2 separate regions of the Homo sapiens genome follow, and region 1 is linked to region 2. Evidence: chromatin contacts called from ENCODE Hi-C or POLR2A ChIA-PET data. All regions are on one chromosome and are shown on one strand. The core of a region is the stretch at or near the end of the contact, and the rest is flanking DNA. Distances in the headings are between cores, read along the strand shown. Region 1 has its middle 54 kb from the start of STUM. Region 2 has its middle 30 kb from the start of PARP1.

The links. Hi-C counts contacts between places; a loop is a spot of excess contacts on that map. ChIA-PET counts read pairs that join two places held with the same protein, here RNA polymerase II (POLR2A). Pooled maps may share reads with other maps.
Region 1: a loop to region 2 is called in a map of HL-60/S4, with 3 times the contacts of the local background. The contact joins two enhancer-like sites. A Hi-C loop is called at or near these places in 3 of 168 maps with a recorded cell type or tissue (Caco-2, GM13977 and HL-60/S4) and 4 of 50 pooled maps. POLR2A ChIA-PET finds 5 or more read pairs at or near these places in 3 of 52 experiments (A549, OCI-LY7 and RWPE1).

What each region holds. Positions count from the first base shown.
Region 1 is chr1:226,492,207-226,497,318 of GRCh38, forward strand. It overlaps the pseudogene CDKN2AIPNLP1. Among named protein-coding and RNA genes, the nearest start is that of STUM, 54 kb to the right of the region's middle. Within about 2 kb of position 3,690, at least 3 of the 41 ENCODE cell types and tissues checked have a DNase peak (open chromatin) inside an H3K27ac peak, as active enhancers do.
Region 2 is chr1:226,434,787-226,440,645 of GRCh38, forward strand. It overlaps the pseudogene RPS3AP7. Among named protein-coding and RNA genes, the nearest start is that of PARP1, 30 kb to the left of the region's middle. Within about 2 kb of position 2,190, at least 3 of the 41 ENCODE cell types and tissues checked have a DNase peak (open chromatin) inside an H3K27ac peak, as active enhancers do.

The DNA.
Region 1 (5,112 bases), core at 2,440-4,939, 59 kb after region 2:
GAGGTTCCAAGATAAACTCGCAGCTTCCAGACCTGTTAGAAAGTGACATTCTTCACTGACCACAGGTTAGGAACCCTGTGTGGGGACTGCGTAGATAAGGTATGAGGCCAGTTCTCCCCAAGGGGCTTTTATTGGCTCTGCATGTCAAGCTTTGTTCCTTAAAGGGAAACACACACTTTCAGTCAAAGCCTTGGTAAAATAGCCAGTTTTTCCAATTGTGTCCTGTTGACAAAGAAAAATGATTCTTTTTTTTTAATTTAAATTTAAATTTTTATTTTTTTGAGACGGTGCTTCACTTTTGTCACCCAGGATGGAGTGCAATGGAGCGATTTCGGCTCACTGCAACCTCCGCCTCCCAGGTTCAAGTGATTTTCCTACCCCGGCCTCCTGAGCAGCTGGGACCACAGATGTTTGTCACCATGCCCAGCTAATCTTTTCTGTGTTTTTAGTAGAGACAGGATTTCACCATGCTGGCCAGGCTGGTCTTGAACTCCCGAACTTGGGTGATCTACCCACTTTGGCCTCCTGAAGTGCTGGGATTATTACAGGTGTAAGCCACTGCGCCCAGCCCAAAAAGGCATTTTAAACAAAAATTCTGATATTTAAAAACTGAAAATATGAGCCCAGGAGTTCAAGGCTGCAATGAGCCAATACTACACATTTGTACTCTCTCCTGGGTGACAGAGTGAGACTTGTCAGTACTGAAAATAGCAAAGAGGGCTTTTACAATGTTGATGATGTCATCTTAGAGTGCATGATTTATAAATACACAAATATCCATGTATACTTTTACAGTGATAACTACTGGAAAAATGAGAATGTTAAAAAAGCCAATCTAGACAGAGTCCTTCTCATTCCACCTGCCTCTTTATGTTGGTAATACCAGGAGTCTTAAGAGAGCTGCTGTGGTCTATGTCACATTCATCCCAGCCTCCTTTCTAATCCTGTAGCTGATGATGAAAATGTGATAAATCCTCTGGCTTAGCTTTGATGCTTTTTCATTAATTCACTTCTGGTAGTAAATTGTGGCAGGTCCTCCACTTCATTCCCATCAGCCATTTCCATCACCTTGTCTAAAAGGGCTTTATTGTAACTGCAGCCCAGGAAGAGGTGGTTGGCCCAGACCATGGAGAGGGACAGCAGTTGGTCCAGGCAGCCACCGCCATTGGGCAGGTCATGGTAGTCGGGCAGGTGGCGCAGGATGAATTCCATGAGGGCCTTCCATTGCTTCTCACTCAGTAAGTAGGAGCGAAACTGCTCCGCGAACTCGGCTGCCTGCCTGCCCGAAGTGGTTGCTAAAAGAGCTGGGTTGATCTCACAACGCTTGCAGAGGTTTAGTAGAAATGCCATGCTCTTGTGCAAAATAAAATGAGTTGTTTTCTTTAAAGTTCTGAGGTTAAGGAAGTTACAGCACTCCAGAGGGGTGGGTGCAAGATGAAGATAATTTATTACCCATTTAGAAAAAGAAGCGAGAATAAAACCATCCTCTTACTCCCCTTCCTTTCCATATGACCCAGAGTAGAGGAGAAGACAGGAAGCGTCTTCCAAATGTCTTACCTCCTTGGTTTCTGGATTCCGGAACTTTTTAAAATATGCCCCCCACCCCACCCCTCCCCGCCATGGTTGTAGGCGTGGTCCTCCAAGCCATGGAACCGGATGAACTAAGTGATGGGGCTAACCATGCGTCCCACGCAGCCTTAGTTTATCCGCCTTGTGTGATTTCCCTTTGACTTCCTAGAACCTGCGTGATTTGCCTGACTCCCTCTGGAGACACTGTGTTGCCTTTGGGCAAGGCTCTTTTAACGGAGGCAGTGTGCTAGATTGCCTGCTATTATAGCCCGTGCTAAAGCACTTACTCTTAAAACAGTTCTGGTTAACTTCCGAACTTAAAATTCCCTTACTAATTAAGTACTCTCTTAATCGGAGACAAAATAGATGCCTTAAAAGAACGTAGGAATCAAATGGCCGTTTTCCCACTGATGGGACAATACGGGGACTAAAATCTGGCTGCCAAACACATTTTACTCCTAACTGTTAAAAGCAGAAACTTCCCGTTCTCAGAAGAGGCCTAGATCCTGATTTAAGCACTAGGTGGCTTAAAAATACCATGTGCTTGCCAGAGAAACCGTAGAGAGAGTTATTGAGTTACTGCCTGCTGTGATTCGCGATCTTTTCTAACAGACCTATTTCCCTGAACTGTAAAGATTCCTGCGCATTAGACATACAGAGAGAGAGAGTAAGAGACCGTGGATAAAAAGAGAAAGAAAGTTTGGTGACAGGGTAGCTGGCAGAGAGCCTTGAGATTAAAGGAGAGATTTAACGTTGAAATCTGCTCCATATTCACCAGTCTGATGACTGAATTTCCTTTCCCAGCCAATGCACCAAAATCATACCGCTCCGATGAGTGGAGGAACACCAGGCCTCTTGTCTCACATTGAATTGGAAAAAACGACACGGACACACATGGAGTGGTTTTAAGGAGTGGAGAGTTTAATAGGCAAGAAAGATGGGAGAAGGCAGAAGATAGAAGCTCCCTCATACACAGACAGAGGGAGGGGGGCTCCAAAGCAGAGAGAACCCCCCCGAATTTGCTCTTTCTTTTCATTTCTTTCTTTTCTTTTTTTTTCTTTTTTTGAGACATAGTCTCACTCTATTGCCCAGGCTGGAGTGCAATGGCACGATTCCGGTTCACTGCAACCTCCGCCTCCCAGATTCAAGTGATTCTCCTGGCTTAGCTTCCTAAGTAGCTGGAATTACAGGCATGCACCACCACGCCCGGCTAATTTTTGTATTTTTAGTAGAGACGGGGTTTTGCCATGTTGGCCAGGTTGGTCTCGAACTCCTGACTTCATGATTTGCCTGCCTCAGCCTCCCAAAGTGCTGGGATTACAGGCGTGAGCCACGGCGCCCAGCCCCTATGTGCTCTTTCTAAGTGGAGGGGAAGGGAAGGGAAGGAAGAGAAGTATACGATGGTCAAGAACTCAGGTGCTGGGGTCAGACTATTCTGAGTTTGACAACTGGCTGTGTCACAAGCTGCGTGACCTTGGGAATGCTGCTGAACCCCTCTGAGCCTTGGTTTTCCCATCTGAAATGTGGCGCTGATAATGCTTCTTTCACTGGGGGCCTATAAGGGTTCAGCTGTTCAAAGTCTGTAAAACACCTGGCCTAAAGGATGCCCTTAATTAATGGTAACTAATAATATTGTAATTAGTTTGACTCTGATGGCCCAACCTGACTGTTGTTTTTTTTTTTCCCTCACCTACCTGACCATGCTCATATTCAGCCCCAGCTCCTCCTGGGACTTACCCTATGCCACACATTGTGCTAGACACAGATTGGGAAATGAATACCACCAGCTACACGCTAAGTGCTACCTAGAGCTTAAATAAATGCACAAGGTATTTGTAGATTACCACCCCTTCTCCCCCTCACATACCAACACCTCATCTGTCTTACATGCAGACACTCCTAACTATAATGACCCATTTCCTATATTTCCATAGAGAACCCAAGAGAAAGGAGGGCCTGTGCCACACCAGGCCTGTGTCCACACGAAGGCAAGGTGCTGCTGGCACAGGGAGGGGGCCTTTCGGACAGAGGCAGCAAACAGTGTGGGGTGGGACAGCAGGGTTCCCTGAGCCAGGACCTGGAACAGGCCTCCCAGTGACCAGGGCGGGGCAGGATCCAGTCCAGACAGGGAGGATGGGAGGGCAGTCTCTCTGGGCCCTGGGCGCCAGGTGCTTACTTGTAGTTTCTTTCTCAAGGTGAGTCAGACATTTACTGCACTGAACAGGGCTTGTTTCAAATGGGCCACCTATGTTAGAGTAGATATGCTTTATTTAAGAGTTCTTCAAATATATGTAGCTTAATAGACTATCCAGCTAATCTGAGTTTCCATCAAACTACCTATCTTGTGTTGAATCAGAGATCATGTCTCAAATCTGGTCTCCCAGCTAAAACTGACAGCATACGATCTGCCAAGCCTGGAAGAAGAAGGAATAGAAACCTTATTACTGGCATCATTGTTTGCACTTATAAACCCAATGCTATGAATAGGAATGGTGAAGAGAAGAGTCCTCACGCTTTTGAAATGGAGATAATTGATTGATTTTCTAATATTGATCATTTGCAAAACAATACGCATATATACTGCCCGAGACCGATGCCACAAGTCAACATGATAGTCGGCCACATCGCTTTAGAGACACCCCTCATCCTGCCCAGTACTGTTCCCTGTACCTGCACATTTGCCGTGCCCTTGGTGTGACGCACCTGCAGGAAGGCGAGCAAGACAGTGCAGATGCACAGAGCCCATATGTTTCTCACATTAGCAACACAAAGAGGTGAGGCTGCATTTCCTACTTGTCAAGCACTCAAGCTTAATTGGGCCAGAAATACTCTCTGGTTCCTGCTTCTGCAAGACAGATCTTGGCTGTCACTAAGCATCTGTGGTACCCGGAAGGGACAAATGGAGTTCTGTGGGCTGGAGGCTTTGAGAAAGAGCAGATTTTTTCCTCCATGCCAATTATGTGTGTGGGATTTGGTTTTCTTTGTGTGTCCCAACCTTTGGCCCCAGGGCTGACATTCTGAGCATGCCTGTGTCCCCGGCACTCTGCTCCCACCACGATGCACAGGAGGCCAGCTGAATCCCTGGCACTGCAGGTGTCAGAGCAAGAGTGTTCCAAGCAGGGAGGCGGGGAAGCTTCCAGAGGCAAGGGAGGTGGAACCTGAAGGGGTGAAGAGCATGGATGGAAGGGAAGAAGGGAGGGCAGGCAGGGGAGCTGTGGGAGCAAAGACAGGGTGGTAGCACACTAGTGCATTCACTTGTTCAATAGTATTTATTGAGCACTTACTGTGTGCAGCAGCGATCAAGGCAGACCCTGTTCCTGCTGTCAGGGAGAGAGAGGCAGACAACAAGCAAATGACCAGGTTTGATAATATCTGCAGTGAAATGTGCTCTGAAGAGAAACGGTGCAAGGTAAAGGGTAAGGAAGGGAACAGGGGGTTGGTTTGGATGGGGCAGGTGGGGCAGAGTGAACCAGACCAGCAGGGCATTTGGAGGACCAGGCAAGGGAGTGGTTGGCGAGATGCGGGCTTGGGGACCTTGATGTA
Region 2 (5,859 bases), core at 940-3,439:
TTTCTGAGAGCCTATAATTATGTCCCCAAGTTATTAGGGCCTGCTTCATGGGTGAGCGCATTGCACAAGGCCCCACACTTGAGGTTTAGTGCTCTGTGGTGGCTGTCCTTGAAATTCTCCATGATTTACTCTTTGCGTCTGTGCTTTTTGAGACAGTCTCACTCTACTGCCCAGGCTGGAGTGCAGTGGCGAGATCACGACTAGCAGCCTTGACTTCCTGGGTCCAAGCAATCCTCCTACCTTCCCTCCCGAGTAACTGGGACTATAGGCCTGCTTGGCTAATTTTTACATTTTTTTGTTGAGATATGGTCCCGCCGTGTTGCTCAGGCTGGTCTCAAACTTTTGGACTCACATGATCCTCCTGCTTCAGCCTCCCGCTTCAGCCTCCCAAAGTGCTGGGATTATAGGCGTGAGCCACGATGCCTGACTGGATCTGTGCTTTTGTAAGTGAAGTCTAATGGGACAGTGGAGCATATGAGGGGTCTTGGTGCCTGGGCCTCACAACCGTTGCCTCTGGCCTGTGGGTTCTTAGCCTCACTGTTCTCAGCCCATCCCAAGATCGCAGCCACCAGCCTTCCCAGCAGGAGTCTGGGCCCAGGCAGGAAGAGCCAGTGTCTGGCATGGGTACCCCATGGTGTCTTAGAGCGGGCCATGGTGGCAGCTGGCCAGCCTACCACCCCTGGCCCCAGGTACTGATGTGTTCTGGTGTGCAGATCTACACATCCTAGGGGTCTCCTCTCTGCCAGGTTGGAGCAATGGGTCAGTGGGAGAGGCATATGCCTGCCTGGACTTCCCCAGACCTGGCTTCCTGACCTCTAGGAGGTTACAACTGACGTAAATGGAGAGGAAGGAAGCTGGCATTGATTGAACGCACACTCCTCTCTAAGACTCATTTGCTTTTCGCTGATATATCCTAGTGCCTAGGACATTGGCATGTGGGCAGTGCTCAAAAACACTCAGGGAAGGAATGAATACATGGAGAAACTCTTTGAGGTCGATTTATATTTCTTCCATTTTACAGATTAGAAATTAAGGGTTAAGGAGGCTAAACAACCTGCTGGAGGTCTAAAATCAGTAAATGACAGAAATAAGATTTAAATGCAGGTCAGAATTCCAAAGCCTTTGCCCTTTCTGTGTCACAAGTCTAAAGACATGGCTTAAGCACACTGGCTGCTGGGCCAGGATTTGACCAATGATGCCAGTACTGACCCACCAACTGTCCAATCGCCACCAAGTCAGAGCTTCTCCTGGGAGTGGTTTCCTGGTTGTCCCTGGATGTCCAAGGAGGAGAGGGATTCTGAGCCCAGTAAGAGATTTGTGATTCGGATTTTCACTGGTTCTGCTCTTCGTGGACCATGTCTCAGTCCAAGGAAAAGAGAGGACTAAAGAGATATATTCATGAAAATCCTCTAATTCAACTGACTCAATTAGGACTTTCCAATTGCTCAAATTGAAAATCTCAACCCAAAATGAGCTAAAACTATTTAATCTTATTTCATGTAACGGAAAAGTCCAAGCCTGGGTAACAGAACTTGACCCCATCTCTACTAAAAAAAAAAACCAAAAAAAAATTATCTGGGCACGGCAGCATGCGCCTGTAGTCCCAGCTACTCAGGAGGCTGAGGCAGGAGGATCACTTGAGCCCAGGAGGTTGATGTTGCAGTGAGCCATGATTGTGCCACCTCACTCCAGCCTGGGTGACAGAACAAGACCCTGTCTCAAAAAAAAAAAAAAAAAAGAAAAAAGAAAAGAGGAAATTCCAGAGCTAATCAGACTCCAGGTGAGTTGATTCCAGGGCTCACCAAGGACCCAGGCTCTTGCCATCTCTTAATGTTTCATCCTCAGTGTTGGCAGCTGCAGATGTGACATCTAGAGGAAGTTATTGGGACTGGGCTAGACTATTCATCTGGGGCGGAATGGATGTTGAGGATCAACTACAACGTCACCACATCATCAGTGCACAAGCAGCCCTGCTTTAGGACCTCACTGGAAAACATCCCAGGAAGAAACTGTCCATCCTACATTGCCACAGACCACTGCCCAGCCCAGGCAGCCCGAGGGGTCTAGCATATCAGTCACACCAGTGGTGGCAGTACTGGTTGTACCAGCAGAGCTAACTGGGTGCTGGTGGTGCTTGATCCCAGAGGAAGCTGCAGTGTACCTTCACAAGGCTCGGTAGTCAGCCAAGGTCCCAACAGCAGCCATCACCAAAGGAGGCTGCACCTGGACAGCAGCAGTAGGAGGAAGAGTGGTAGCTGGCACATGACACCCAGGACTTATTTGTTAACACATCTGAGACGCCCCTGGGGAACTGCAGAAATAATTGAAGTTCCTGCAGGTGGCTGGCATCCAAGCATAACAGATGGGGCAAGGTGAGCTAGCGAAGCTTGGCTTTTCTTGCTAAAGGAACTCTGTCAGCCCCGGACACTGGTTATGTGTACAATGCCTGAGAGAGCTGGGTGAGAGAGCCTCCAGCGTAAGGCTCCCGTCAGCTCTGCCCCCTCCCTGGGTGGGAGTTATCACAGCTTGGACACAATTCCAGGGGAAACCCGGGCCAAACTCTTCTCTTTGAGTGTGCCAATGGTCACGTAATGTTAATGCTGGTTGTTCCTGGGTGGTGTGATTAGATTACTTTCTTTCTTTTCCTTTTCCTTCCCTTTTTTCCTCATTGATTTTTCCCTTTCCTCCCTTCCCCTTCTTTTCTTGCTTTCTTTCTTTTTTTTTTTTTTTTGGTAATTTTCTGTACTACTAAATTAAAAAATGTTTTATTAACCTTTTCTGAATAGATGCTACATCTCATGGTTCAAAACTAAAAAAATACATTTAGAAAGTAATCAATGAATCAGAAGCCACATGTAGGGCTTGTAAATGAAACCAACAAGCAAACAAACAGTGAAGAATCTTCTTTATATCTCTATCTGCCCAGTTTCCCTTCAGCCCTCCTCTTTTCCATTATATTCTTTGGTTTATCCTATAATAACATGTGTATGCTTGCAGAGTTTCTTTATGCATATACAAACAGGTGAAAATATATTTTTATTTTCTCCCCCTTTTTTGCACATATATACTGCTGTATACCTTACCTTTTTCACCTAACAACATACCTTGGAGATCTTTATCAGTACATAAAAAATCCTCACTTTCTTGTATAGCTGCCCTTTGTGATAGGGCATGATAATACCACAATTTTTAAAAATCGTCTGCTATTGATGGGCCTTCAGTTTGTTTTCAAACTTTTGCTAATCCAAATGATGTTGCATCAAAAAAACTTGTGCATACATTATTTTGCATATATGTAAGTATTCCTGTGGGATAAACTCCCAAAAGTGTAACTGCTAAGTCAAAGGGAGTACGTGGTTGTGATATTGACTGATTTGGCAAATTGCCCTCTGTAAGTGTTGCATTAATTTATACCACCACCAGGAGTATCTAAGAGTGTCTTTTCCCCACAGCTTTGCCAACAGAGAGTGTTATCAAATTTTTGGAATTTTGTCAGTCTGATAGGTGAAGGTTATCTCGGTGTGGTTTTAAAATCATCCTTATTGGGCTATGATTTTAATACAACAGAATGGACTCATTTTAGTCATACAGTTCAAAGAGTTTTGAATCAATCAAGGTATAGAACGTTTCCATCACCCCAAAAGATTGACTTGTGCCCCTGCCCAATCAACACCCTTCCCATCCTGTCGGGAGAAACCACTACTGTGATTTTTATCACTATAAGTCAGTTTTGCTTTTGGCTCTCTCAGCTCTTTTGGCTCTCTGAGCAGCACCATGGCAGTTGGCAAGAATAAGCACCTTAAGAAAGGTGGCAAACAGGGGGCCAGGAAGAAAGTGGTTGATCCATTTTCTAAGAAAGATTGGTATGATGTGAAAGCACCTGCTATGTTCACAAGAAATATTGGAGAGATGCTAGTCACCAGGACTGAAGGAACCCAAATGTATCAGATGGCCTCAAGGGTTGTGTGTTTGAAGTGAGTCTTGCTGATTTGCAGAATGATGATGTTGTATTTAGAAAATTCAAGCTGATTACTGAAGATGTTCAGGGCAAAAACTGCCTGACTAACTTCCATGGCATGGATCTGACCTGTGACAAAATGTGCTCCATGGTCAAAAAATGGCAGACAATGATTGAAGCTCCTGTCAATGTCAAGACTACCAACGGTTACGTGCTTCGTCTGTTCTGTGTTGGTTTTGCTAAGAAACACAACAATCCGATATGGAAGACCTCTTATGCTCAGCATCAACAAGTCCGCCAAATCCGGAAGAAGATTTTGGAAATCATGACCTGAGAGGCGCAGACAAATGACCTGAAAGAAGTGGTCAATAAATTGATTGCAGACAGCATTGGAAAAGACATAAAAAGGCTTGCCAATCTGTTTGTCCTCTCCATGATGTCTTCATTAGCAAAGTAAAAATGCTGAAGAAGCCCAAGTCTGAACTGGGAAAACTCATGGAGCTTCATGGTGAAGGTAGCAGTTCTGGAAAAGCCACTGGGGACGAGACAGGTGCTAAAGTTGAACGAGCTGATGGATATGAACCACGGTCCTTGAATCTGTTTGAAGTTAGGACTTACAATAGTGGCAAATAAAAAAGTCTTATTTGTGAAAGAAAATTAGTTTTGCCTGTTTCAGAATTCACAGAAATGGAATCAAATAATGTGTACTCTTTTCTGACCAGCTTCTTTTGCTCAGCATGTTTTTGAGATTCACCCATGATGTTGCATTCCTTTTTATTGCAGAGTAGTATTCCATTGAATATTCAAATATACCACACCTTTTGGGTTTGTTTTTCATTCATATGTTGATGTTCATTTTTTCCTATAAACTTTATAATCAGTTTGTCTGGTTAAAAAAATGGTGTTTGTAATAGACTGCATCCCCTTTATCAAGTAAATTATGGAGAACTGAAGTTTTTATTATGTTGAGTCTTCCTCTCCAAAAACATGGTATATTTATTCCCTTTGTTCCAGCCTTCCTTTATGTTCCTCAGTGTGTTTTAAAGCTTTACCCAATTCTGGTTATAGTCATTCCTAATTGTTAGCAGGTGGCAGGTTTGGCTTTTTTCCCCAATTTTCCTTGCTTAAATTTAGAAAAAAAATTGAATATGTATACTTTTATTTTTTATTTTATTGTATTGTATTTTTTGAGATGGAGTCTTGCTCTTTCTCTCAGGCTGGAGTGCAGTGACGTGATCTCAGCTCACTGCAACTTCCATCTCCTGGGTTCAGGTGACTCTCCTGCCTCAGCCTCCCAAGTAGCTGGGGCTGCAGGAGCACACCACCATGCCCAGATAATTTTTGTATTTTTACAAAAATACAAATTTGATGGATATATAATTTCCAGCTTGGGACTATTATGGATAAAGCAGTTATGAACAATAATGTACAAATATTTTTGTGTTTATATGCTTTCATGTGTCTTCAGTAATTTCCAAGAAGTGAAATTTCTGAGTAATATGATACAATGTATGTTTAACTTGGTAAGAAACTAGCCATCTGCTTTCCAAAGTGGTTGTACCATTTTATCCTCCCATCAGCAAAGTACAAAAGTTCAATAGTCACATATCCTTATCAATACTTGATATTGTTATTATTTTATATTTTGGTCATTGTAGAAGATATGTGGTGGTATCTAATCATAGATTTAATGTGCATTTCCATGATGATTAATGATGTTGAACATATTTTCAAGTACTTATTGGCTATTCCTAATCTTTGGTTTGTTTGTTTGTTTGTTTTCTTTATGAGACAAGGTCTCTCTTCCAGGCTGGAGTGCAGAGACTGGTGCAATCATAGCTCACTGCAGCCTGGAACTTCTGGGCTCAAATGATCTTCCCACCTCGGCCTCCCAAGTAGCT